Linked DNA regions of Homo sapiens: region 1 is linked to region 2. The links are chromatin contacts, found by Hi-C or POLR2A ChIA-PET in ENCODE. All regions are on one chromosome and are shown on one strand. The core of a region is the stretch at or near the end of the contact, and the rest is flanking DNA. Distances in the headings are between cores, read along the strand shown. Region 1 holds the start of LINC01937 (long intergenic non-protein coding RNA 1937). Region 2 has its middle 35 kb from the start of LINC01937.

Evidence for each region. Hi-C counts contacts between places; a loop is a spot of excess contacts on that map. ChIA-PET counts read pairs that join two places held with the same protein, here RNA polymerase II (POLR2A). Pooled maps may share reads with other maps.
Region 1: a loop to region 2 is called in a map of mammary epithelial cell, with 4 times the contacts of the local background. The contact joins the promoter of LINC01937 here to the enhancer-like site in region 2. A Hi-C loop is called at or near these places in 2 of 168 maps with a recorded cell type or tissue (ascending aorta and mammary epithelial cell) and 5 of 50 pooled maps. POLR2A ChIA-PET finds 5 or more read pairs at or near these places in 3 of 52 experiments (BJ, MCF 10A and activated naive CD4-positive, alpha-beta T cell).

Annotation. Positions count from the first base shown.
Region 1 is chr2:238,718,586-238,723,667 of GRCh38, forward strand. It overlaps LINC01937 (long intergenic non-protein coding RNA 1937), which reads left to right and starts at 1,404. Exons shown (of 3, transcript XR_924050.2): 1 at 1,404-1,836.
Region 2 is chr2:238,682,710-238,688,137 of GRCh38, forward strand. No RefSeq gene overlaps it. Among named protein-coding and RNA genes, the nearest start is that of LINC01937, 35 kb to the right of the region's middle. RefSeq lists an enhancer at 1,113-2,312. Within about 2 kb of position 2,247, at least 7 of the 41 ENCODE cell types and tissues checked have a DNase peak (open chromatin) inside an H3K27ac peak, as active enhancers do; they include ascending aorta, where a contact is called at or near this core.

The DNA.
Region 1 (5,082 bases), core at 154-2,653, 35 kb after region 2:
AAGGATTCCCTATTTAATAAATGGTGCTGGGAAAACTGGCTAGCCATATGTAGAAAGCTGAAACTGGATCCCTTCCTTACACCTTATACAAAAATCAATTCAAGATGGATTAAAGATTTAAACGTTAAACCTAAAACCATAAAAACCCTAGAAGAAAACCTAGGCATTACCATTCAGGACATAGGCGTGGGCAAGGACTTCATGTCCAAAACACCAAAAGCAATGGCAACAAAAGACAAAATTGACAAATGGGATCTAATTAAACTAAAGAGCTTCTGCACAGAACTAATTATTTTTTAAAAATTACTAGATTTCAAGAAAAAATGATTTTTCATGTAAACATATCAGATATGATGATTTTAGAGAAAATTCAGTTAACTTTTAATATTCTTAAACCAGTAAAGGGATTCCAGACCTTGAAATGTTGCATTGCTGCATACGCCAACATCATGTGAAAAATTCATATATCTAAACCCCCAACACAGGCACACAAATACTTTCCCAAGAGCCTCACAGTTTCCAGAAAAGTTGTGAATTCTGAGGCAACATAGTTTTTTTGTTTTTGAGGTAGGGTCTCACTCTGTCACCCAGGCTGGAGTGCAATGACATGGCTCCCTGTAGCCTGGACATCCTAGACTCAAGCGATTCTCCTGCCTCAGCCTCCCAAGTAGCAGGACTACAAGCATGCTCCACCACACCTGGTTAATTTTTACATTTCTTGTAGAGATGGGGTCTCACTACATTACCCAGGCTGATCTCAAACTCCTGGACTCAAGCGATCTTCTTGCCTTGGCCTCCCAAAGTGCTGGGATTACAGGAGTGGGCCATCATGCCTGACCCTAAGGCAATATTCTAATTAACAAATTGGTTTGTACACATTCACACGTTTTGCAGTATGTAGGTTATTGTTTGAAGCTTTGAGAACTCTCCAGTTTCTAGAACTGCTGAAGAATCTAGGCCTCTGCCTCTCTTGCTCAGATTCTAAACAATGGAGATGTGTGGGTTTGGCTCAGCAATGCTAAAACATTTAGTAAAACAGGACAACAGCTAAAAGTATCGAAAGCTTAATGTGCAGGATAGGTTGAATTTGCTAAAGGAGCAGTTTTTGTGGCACTGGAGAAACTGAGCATGTTTTGGTGTCTGCCTGGGCTGCACGTCCTCATCCTGTAGGGTCCCTATGTGTCTGGGTCTCAGCAGAGGCTGAGGCTTTGGCGGACGCCCATCATGGACAGACACATCCACATGGGGGTGGGGCAGCCTGGTCCTCACACATCCCGGCGCCCCGGCCTGTCGCCTGGAGACTGCAATTATGCACAGAAGACGCCAAATTGCTGCGTATTTCCAAACATTTGGAATCCTAATCCCTTCAGGAAAGTTTTTTCTTGGATGCCACACCAAATCTAAATGGCAGAAACAATTCTTGTGATTAGGTGCAGGTTGTATGTAAAGGGAAAGAACCCTGGAAAAGTGACCTGGGTTTTGATGTGGACATTTAAAGGCTTTAGCAAGATGCTTTGGTGATTTGGCCTCGGTCTCCTCAACAGAGAATGAAAGGGATGAACCGAACAAAGCCTTTTAAGCTTGAGAGGGTCTGAGGAGAGAATATGCTCTCTGTAAGTTTCACGCCCCCTGAAACTTACAGGAGACACCTGTGCCACCTAACAAATGTTTCTAGGGAAACAGCAAATGCGAATGCTTCCGAGTAACCAATCGGTGCGCACACTCCCCCGGCCCCACCACAAGAGGGCGGTGTGACTAGCAAATGAAGCGTAGAAGACCCATCAGCAGTGGAGGTTGCTGGGGACAACGGCTGATGAAGCCTTCTCACGGTGCAGGGTAAGCTCGAGCAGCTCAGCTCCAGGTGATGTGTTCTCTTCCTCTGAAGCGGAGCCTCACATTCCAATGGATAGGAGGAGGTTGAGTCATTAATGTAGCCGTGCTGCCCTATCCCAATGATGGGTTACAAGCACAGGGTCACCAAAACGGTAGGTGAATCACCACCCTACTAGTCCATACTTGCTCCCTCTTCCCAGCTCAACACTCAGACGAGGATAACGATTTCTATTGTGCAACCCAGTATTACACAGAAGAGGTGCACTGGGAGGTGGCGGCTCCTCCAACTCAGAAGAGATGGAATCCTCAAAGCATGAGGCAAGGCAGGAGGGGCAGAGGGCCAGGGAGGTGGCATAGCATTGCATGTTCTGCGTCTGTATCGACCAAACACATGAAAAACCTACAGAATGCACTGCATTCCATAGTGCTTTGGAGACCCGTCTCCATTCTCTCCCATCTTGAATCTGCTGGAGCCAGAAGAATGCCTCTCAAGAGCTGAATGGGGCAGGGCTGAGCACTGCAACCTGTGTGCATGAAAACAACTGAAAAGCAGTTCTCAGGAGGGCAAAGGCTCAGACACTGCACGACTATTCCTCGTTCCTGAGTTTCTCCAAACCTGCACTAGACCATCAAGGGGCAAATAAAAATCAACCACCCCCAGATAGCAAGTCCTCGTATAGGACTAGAGGTGGATATTGAAATTAGTAAGCATTAGAGAGGAACCGGAAATACACCAAAGCAAAGCAGAATATAAAATGGAAGGACAAAGATGAAAATAACTTGAAAAGTGTACTTTACATGAGAAAAATACTTAATAAAAGTCTGCGTATTTACTTCTGAGTAAATTATAGAAGATGGAGGAAGAACAGGGATTGTTAAAGAAGAATGAGAAACATGCAAAGCGACTTATTCTATATAGGGGGAATTAAAAGAGGAGTTTATTTTTGGTTCTTAAGTAGATTGACAACAACAATATCATTATAGACCAGTGACTTGTTCCACAGATAATTACTGAGCATCTGATACACATAGCACCGTTCTGGCACAAACAACTTAAAAGACACAGAGTACGGAAAGCTGGAAATTAAAACAAATAAAATGGCTAATTGGTAGTTTGTCAATTAGCCAATTTACCCAAAAGACAAAGGCCTTTTGGCACGGACAATTCATCCAAAGGCAAATTTGGCTAAATGATTTCTTGTCATAATAGCATTATAGTCATAAATAGATATTTCATTCTTTCTAATCAAAATTCCGACAATCTCAGATTTGGTGGAAAAAAAAAATCTCCAAGCAGCATGGAACACAGCACGAGCTTTGCAACCAGATAAATTTGGGTTCAAATCTCAGTTGGCCATTGATTAGCTGTTGAGTCTTTACCCTGCTACTTAATTACCTCAACCAAAAAACGGAGCTCATAGCTGTGCCTTCGAGGATTGCAAACATCAAATGAACCAAACAGTCCCAAGCAAATCGATGCTCAACACCGTATCAAGAAATACGAGGAAGAGGAGGAATTGCTTAAAATTAACACTTAAAAATGTATTAACACATAAAAGAAAAAATTGAAGAGTGGGGAAAAAGTGCGTCTACTTGACACAAATACAAAGAAAGCAAAAATTTAAGAATGCTTCAGAAGTATTTGAAAAGCATCAAATGGAAAAAAGTTCACGTTATAATAAAAGATAAAATCCGTGAATATAAAAAGTGCTAAACTTTGTTGACTTAATAATATGTAGGTTTAAAGTAGTCAGAAATATAAGGTTACACAAAAACGCAAATAGAGCAAAAGATATCAAAGTACTGTGTCCGGAGTTGGTGGGTTCTCGGTCTTGCTGACTTCAAGAATTAAGCTGCGGACACCCGCAGTGAGCGTTACAGTTCTTAAAAATTGCGTGCCCGGAGTTTGTTGCTTCAGATGTTCAGACGTGTCCTGAGTTTCTTCCTTCTAGTGGGTTCATGGTCTCGCTGACTTCAGAAGTGAAACTGCAGACCTTCGCGGTGAGTGTTACAGCTCAGAGAAGCAGCACTAACCCAAAGGGTGACCAGCATTAAGATTTATTACACAGAGCTGAAGAATACAGCTCCCAGCGTACAGACCTGGATCCAAGCGGGTTACTGCTGCTGGCTCTGGTGGCCTGCTTTTATTCCCTTATCTGGCCCCACCCACATCCTGCTGATTGGTCCATTTTACAGAGAGCTGATTGGTCCATTTTACGGAGAGCTGATTGGTCCGTTTTGACAGAGTGCTGATTGGTGCATTTACAATTCTTTAGCTAGACAGAGTGCTGATTGGTGCATTTACAATCCTTTAGCTAGACACAAAAGTTCTCCAAGTCCCCACCCGTGCCGGAAGCCCAGCTGGCTTCACCGCTCTCTGGCACTGCAGCGGGACTTTGCCACACCTAACCCAGACAGTCTGGCAGCCCAGAGGGAGCTCATTCGAGACAACCAAGAGGAAGAGGGGGGAAGTGAGAAAGAGACGGAGGCCCCCCATCGTGGCCAAAGACCCCGCGAAGAGGGAAGGGGGGCCCACGCATGGGAGCCAGCTTCCAGTCAAACCCAGCCGGCATTGGCAGGCCCCACGGAGTGCGGGGCCGCTGATCCCACGCCCACACAGAACCGGTGCAGGCCCACGAGCACCGCGACCAGCCCCACGTCTCCCTCCACACCTGTCCGCGAGCAAAGGGAGCTGGCTCCAGCCTCGGCCAGCCCCAAAGAGGGGCCCCCACAGCGCAGCGGCGGGCCGAAGGGCTCCTCGAGCGCGGCCAGAGTGGACGCGGAGGCCGAGAAGGCGCCGAGAGCAAGCGAGGGCTGCTAGCACGTTGTCACCTGTCAGTACCGTGGGCTTTTGCCACACAAAGTGGATGAAAAACAACAAAAATAATATAGTTTAATTTCAACAAAAAATAATATAGTTTAATTTCTCAGTGCCCTCCAGCATTGAAGACCACTGAGTACACATCTATAGTTAAGCAAGTCGGATTTATCGCTCAGCGTCACAAAGGAGAATGTATGCCACGGTGATCTGGGCTTGTGCTTGGTGATTTGGGGGGAAGAGTTTAAGGAAGGGGGACTTTTCTCTGCAGAGGTAATTCTCTGTGTAACCTAAGGAATCTTACGTAGGGGAGGAAAGTCAGAATGAGGCTGTGATGGGTAAGGAAGCACCTGCCATTCTTCTTAGATGGGAGAAGGGCACGTTTTGGTACTTTGCACGTGATACTGTTGTTGTCTCTGCTTAGACAAGAC
Region 2 (5,428 bases), core at 997-3,496:
ACCACTCACCTCCTGCTGTGCAGCCAGGTTCCTAACAGGCTGTGGACCAGTACTGCTCCATGGCCCAGGGACTGCGGACCCTTGGGCTAAAGGGCCTATTTTTGGAGCTTCTACTGCATGTGTGTATTGCCAGTCTTCAGTTCAGAATAATTTTCATGTCTACCTAGTCTTCAGGATAGTATTGATTTGCCTTCTCACGTTTTTCACCAATCTGGGACACTACATTTCATAGACCTTTCCTTTATCGTAGGAAAACATGTCATTTAAAAAAATTATTAATGAGATTAAACTTTCCCCTACTTTATATAGTATGCATATTCGTGTGCTTAGCACACCTTATTCCATAGCTTATTGAATTTTAAATGCAATCTCTATATGAAGACCATTAACAATTTGTATTTATATTGTTTCCATTTCATCATTTCCCTTTTTATTTCATCGTTGACATAAAGAAGTCTTACATGTTTAGGTTGACTTATCTATCAGTTTTTCTCTTACAGTTTTTGCCTTGGGGTCACCTTGAAATTCTCCATCCCATCTATGGTCATATAAATATTCGATTATCATCTATTTTAAGAGTTTTATAATCTTTTCTTTAATATTTAATATGTTAATCACAATTGAAATGATTTTAGTTTAAGACACAGATTAATTATAAATGTTAGTACCTAAACTCCACTTAGTAACTAACTCATGCTTTCCCCATTGATTTGCAATGCCACCATTACTGTGCATTCACTGTCTTTACATAGATATAGCATAGGAAGCCCTTGGAAATTAAAGAACAAACTTGAGTCAGAGGTGTAAGAAGTAGCTGTGAAGTTTCACCTGCAATCATCTCTGGGATTCAGGATGTATTTCCTCTGGGAAATGCAGGGCTACTCTCTGAGTGTCCGTCATACCTGGGGCACGTCTTCCTGGTCCTCAGTTCTTCCTGGTCCTCAGGGCATGGTCAGTGGTTGCTCAGTTGATCCTGACTCCAGCCTCTTCATCTTCAAACCAGTATCAATTGTCTTTCTTTTTCTTCTTCCTAGGTTTAGATTTCAAGGTTCCAGAGGGTGAGATTCATTTTTTTTCCTCCCACAACCTAACCACCCAATGCACAAACCCCCTTTCTTAGGATGGGCTCCCCCAGTAGCAGCCCCTGAGACAAGGATTTGAGCACAAGTAATTATTTTGAGGGTGATTCCAGGAAGCACTGTTGGGTGAATGCAGAATGAAAGATCGGAAAAATGCAAGAAGGAGCATCATTGACTGCTGTGGGGGCTGGGCCCAATCCCACGGGGGACCTCCGGCCAATTATAGAATGTGCATCAGTGTTGGCCAACCTGAGGAGTAAGAAAGTTGGGGTCTTTACCCACCAACTCTTGTCAGTCACTGGGTGAGGGTTGTTCCCAGGGGTGCCTTTAACTCCCTGGTATTTCTGGCTTGATCCTCCTTGCAGAGAAAGCCTTAAGACAGAGCTGCAAGCACCTCCAGTTGGAGGCCGCGGGGGCCTATGGGCAGGTCACCAACTGTGACTGCTGAAGTCCACCCCTTGAAAGCATCCCTGACTGATTGTTGTTCAGCTCCCACTGAAAATGCTTTCAAGTTGGGATAATTCGAGATGGACTTTGGCATGGGTGGGCAACTCTCTTTAGAAAGTCTTTCCCTATACTGAGCCCAAAATGTTGTTCATAAATCTTCCACATGTTGTTCGAATTCTGCCATCTGGGGGAAAAAAGTGTAAAAAATATTTTCCAGACATATTTGAGAAATTACCCAGAAACACCAGACTTGACCCTCTTGCACAAACTAGGGCATAATACTAAGTTGCACAACTCTGAATGTCTGCCTCATCCTCTATGTTTGTCCATTGTTGTCATTGCTTAGAACAGCCAGGATGACGCTTGTGCGGGTGGAGGCTAAGGAAAGGCAACTAGATTCTACTTCAGTAGTGTGGGTGAGGAGAAGGTCAACTTAGCCAATGAGCACCTTGATTATGTCAGTTGCTCCAGGGAGTTGGGGAAAAACATACACGGTCTGACTAATCCATGAGTCATATGAATGTTTATTCTCATTTTCAGATTTTTAAAAACTCACAAATGCTTCCCTCCCACAAGCAAACAGTTGCCGTTTTTTGTTCTAGAAGACTGTAGACCAGCCAATTCTATCATAATTTTAATCTCTTACCACATACTAATGGAATACATGCATTTAATTTGGCCTAGAGCAAGATGGGCTCCCAAGGCAAAATCTGACTTGAATCTGTTCCCTTCCTTTCTTCACAAGCAAATCCCAGGAGGCAGTTGCAAGGAGCTCAGCACTCAGAGCCACCCCTTGACAAGTTCACAAGCCAATGATGCTGGGAAGGAATTTACACTTTGCATTCGCTGGCTTTTCTTCAAATATTTGGGTGGAGCACTTGCATCTCGTATTTTAGTGACAAGGAGGGTGATAAATGAGATCATAAACTAAGTTCTGTTGTCATCACTTTACCAAAGTTGAGTAGGATTAATTACAAAGAATCTGAGCTGAGAGTACCCCTCAAGGTCAGAAGTTGACTGCAGTGGCCTTCAGTCTTGCAAGACGTTCCATGAAACCAGAAGAATCTTATTTCTACCATTTTAGTTGACTCACATTCACAGGTCAGCAGGGAGACCTGAGTCTGGAATTTGGAGTTAATTTCTGGCCTAGGAATTAGAGGCCAGGCTGCACAAACCTGCAATAGGAAGATCTAATTTACAAAGGCAATCCCATCCTCCCTGGTAGTGTGCACCTGCATCCTCGGCCCCTAACACATGTGTTCCCAAGGCCACCTTCTCCATGAGCCCCGGACTCTCCATCACCCCACAGCTGGGCACTGCTGCTGGCTAGATCTCCAAGCTCACTGGACTGAGCAGGGCTGGGTTCGCAGTGTGGGCCTTGCTCAGAGGAATTGCAGAGGTGTCCTGAACACTCTTGAGTTCTGTTGGTGATGAGATTGGCTGCTTGTTTTCGAGAACTGAGAGTTTTCATTCATGTTGTCAGTCTCATTCATTATCTATTTTTTTATTAAAAAATGGAAATTTCATTAACTCAAAATGAAAATGTCCATTGCCATACATTATTGGGGACAGATGTTCAATTTCAAAGCATGCATAAGTGTACTGTATTTTCCAACAGGGGGTAGGAGCCAGACACTCCTAAGAGCCCTTGCCAATCAGCAGCGCCCCCTGCCCCACACCCACTGCCAACACACACACTGTGGCCAGATTTGCTGTCATGGAGCCCAGAGTCCTGGGATCTAAAGGGGGTCATCTGCCTGGCCTGACCTCAAATCCTACCCTGATGCTGTCCTCAAGAATGGGTGTTTTCTGAGGTTCGGTGTCTGTCTGTCTCTGCCCTGGCTGCCCTTTCTCCCTCCACAGCCCCATCTATCTCCTGATGAACACTTTCTGTTACACTCGGCCACCCTCCTCAGCCTCAGCCGAGAGGATGGGGTGAGAGGAGAGGACACAGATAATATATACAGTCTATTATATCTCAGCTATAATAGATAAAATTTTCACAATAATGACCCCCTAACTTGTGTGACCAGCCCCCAGGCTAAAGTGATCTTGGGCCAATGGCACTAATAGCTGTCAGGCAGTGGGATGGGCTACTTCTTGAGCTGGAAATGGTGCCACTGCACGGATCTGTGGTGCCTTCATGGCAGGCACATGACACCTATGCAGCCCTGGCAAACAGCAGTGTCCTCAAGGGAACTGTCTCTCTCTGCGACGTCTGGGTAGGGGCACCGTGACATGCCACAGGGAGCGGTACTCCATGAGAGCAAAGGACACATGTAGGCTTAGCAAGGAAACTCACCAGTGTGACCTCAGTGTTCAGAGAGCAGGTGCGAAATCGGCTTCATGAGCTGCCTGAGTCAAGAGTAGCTCAGGGCTGATGGATGCCCATGCACCATGATGAGGTTATCTAGAACAGAAAATACAAGCATAGCTAGAGATGAAAGAAGGAATAAGAAAACACATACGGGAAGGACTGCTAAGAGGCAGGAAGAGACACAAAGGGGGCCTGGTGTGAGGAGGAAATGTGGTTTTGAAGTCAAAGACAGTCACTCCAGAATTTAAAGTCCTGTCAAAGGCAAAACAGGTCCTTCGGGAAGCTCCCTCGTGATGTGGAGTGGGAGCCCGGAGGCCTCCAGAATGCATAGGGACGAGGCAAAAGGGTGGATGGGATTTTAAACAAGAGGAGAATAAAAGGATACTGCATATGGGGGAACGTCTGAACTATGGGTGTCCTCAAGGCAGAGCCAGACTCCACGGGATGAAAACCATATTCAGAGACACAGCAGGGCAGCAAGATGGGTCTGCAGAAGCTCCCCCAGCACCTGCTAAATCAACAGAAATAGAATACAGAAAGAAACACATCCCTCGACATACACCAATAAAACACTTAAGCTGCAAGGAAGAAGGGATCTTTCAAACACTTAGGTCAAAAAACAACAGCACCACAAGGAAAAAGCTCTGAAGGCCTGAGGCTTCCCCTTGGCTGCACACAGATGCATAAACTGCTTATCACATGAAGCAACAGGAAGACCACCTTTGGTGTACAGGCATTAAGAAGACTGGTGGCTGCCGCTCTTCCTCGTGTCTGCTGATGAAAAGGCATAGCAGAGAAGAGATCGACCCAAGTGGCCCAGAATGAGGCTCACAACAAAATCCCCGTTGATAAGACAAGAAAAAAACCAAGCTATGACACAGAGGAGACATTATTTTCATTATTTGAGGATGATCTGAGTTATTGTCTTTCCAGGGACAACTTAAAAATGACTAGAACGGATATGAGTTCAGGAGGTGGCTGGTAACAAAACATCCATGTCTAAGCATCTGTGATTTTTCTAGATGCTCCATGTATCGGCAAAACCAAGTTTAGATCCTCAGAGTGAAGGATCAACTCTGCTGTCTGTATGTATGCATGTATGTGTATACTTATTTTGAATACATATATACCTGTTCACTTATTATTTTTTTCTGAAATTGGGATGTTTTCATGACCATTACATATATTAAATATAATAGCCTTTTTTTTCCTGGAAAGGTGACATCAAGTTAATGGTGCATTTTCTAATCAACATTGTTTTTGAATGAAGGAAATGTGACTCAGTTGAGAAAATGCATTTGGCCAGGCACGGTGGCTCATGCCTGTGATCCCAGCACTTTGGGAGGCCCTAAGGTGGGCAGGTCTCTTGAGTCCAAGAGTTTGAGGCCACCCTAGGCAAAATGGTGAAACACCATGTCTGCAAAAATTACAAAAAATTAGCTTGACATGGTGGTGGGCGCCTGTAGTCTCAGCTACTCAGGAGGCTGAGGTGGTAGGATCGCTTGAGGCCAGTAGTTTGAGTCTGCAGTGAGCTGAGACTGTGTGATTGCAACACTGCACCCCAGCCTGGGCAACAGAGCAAGAC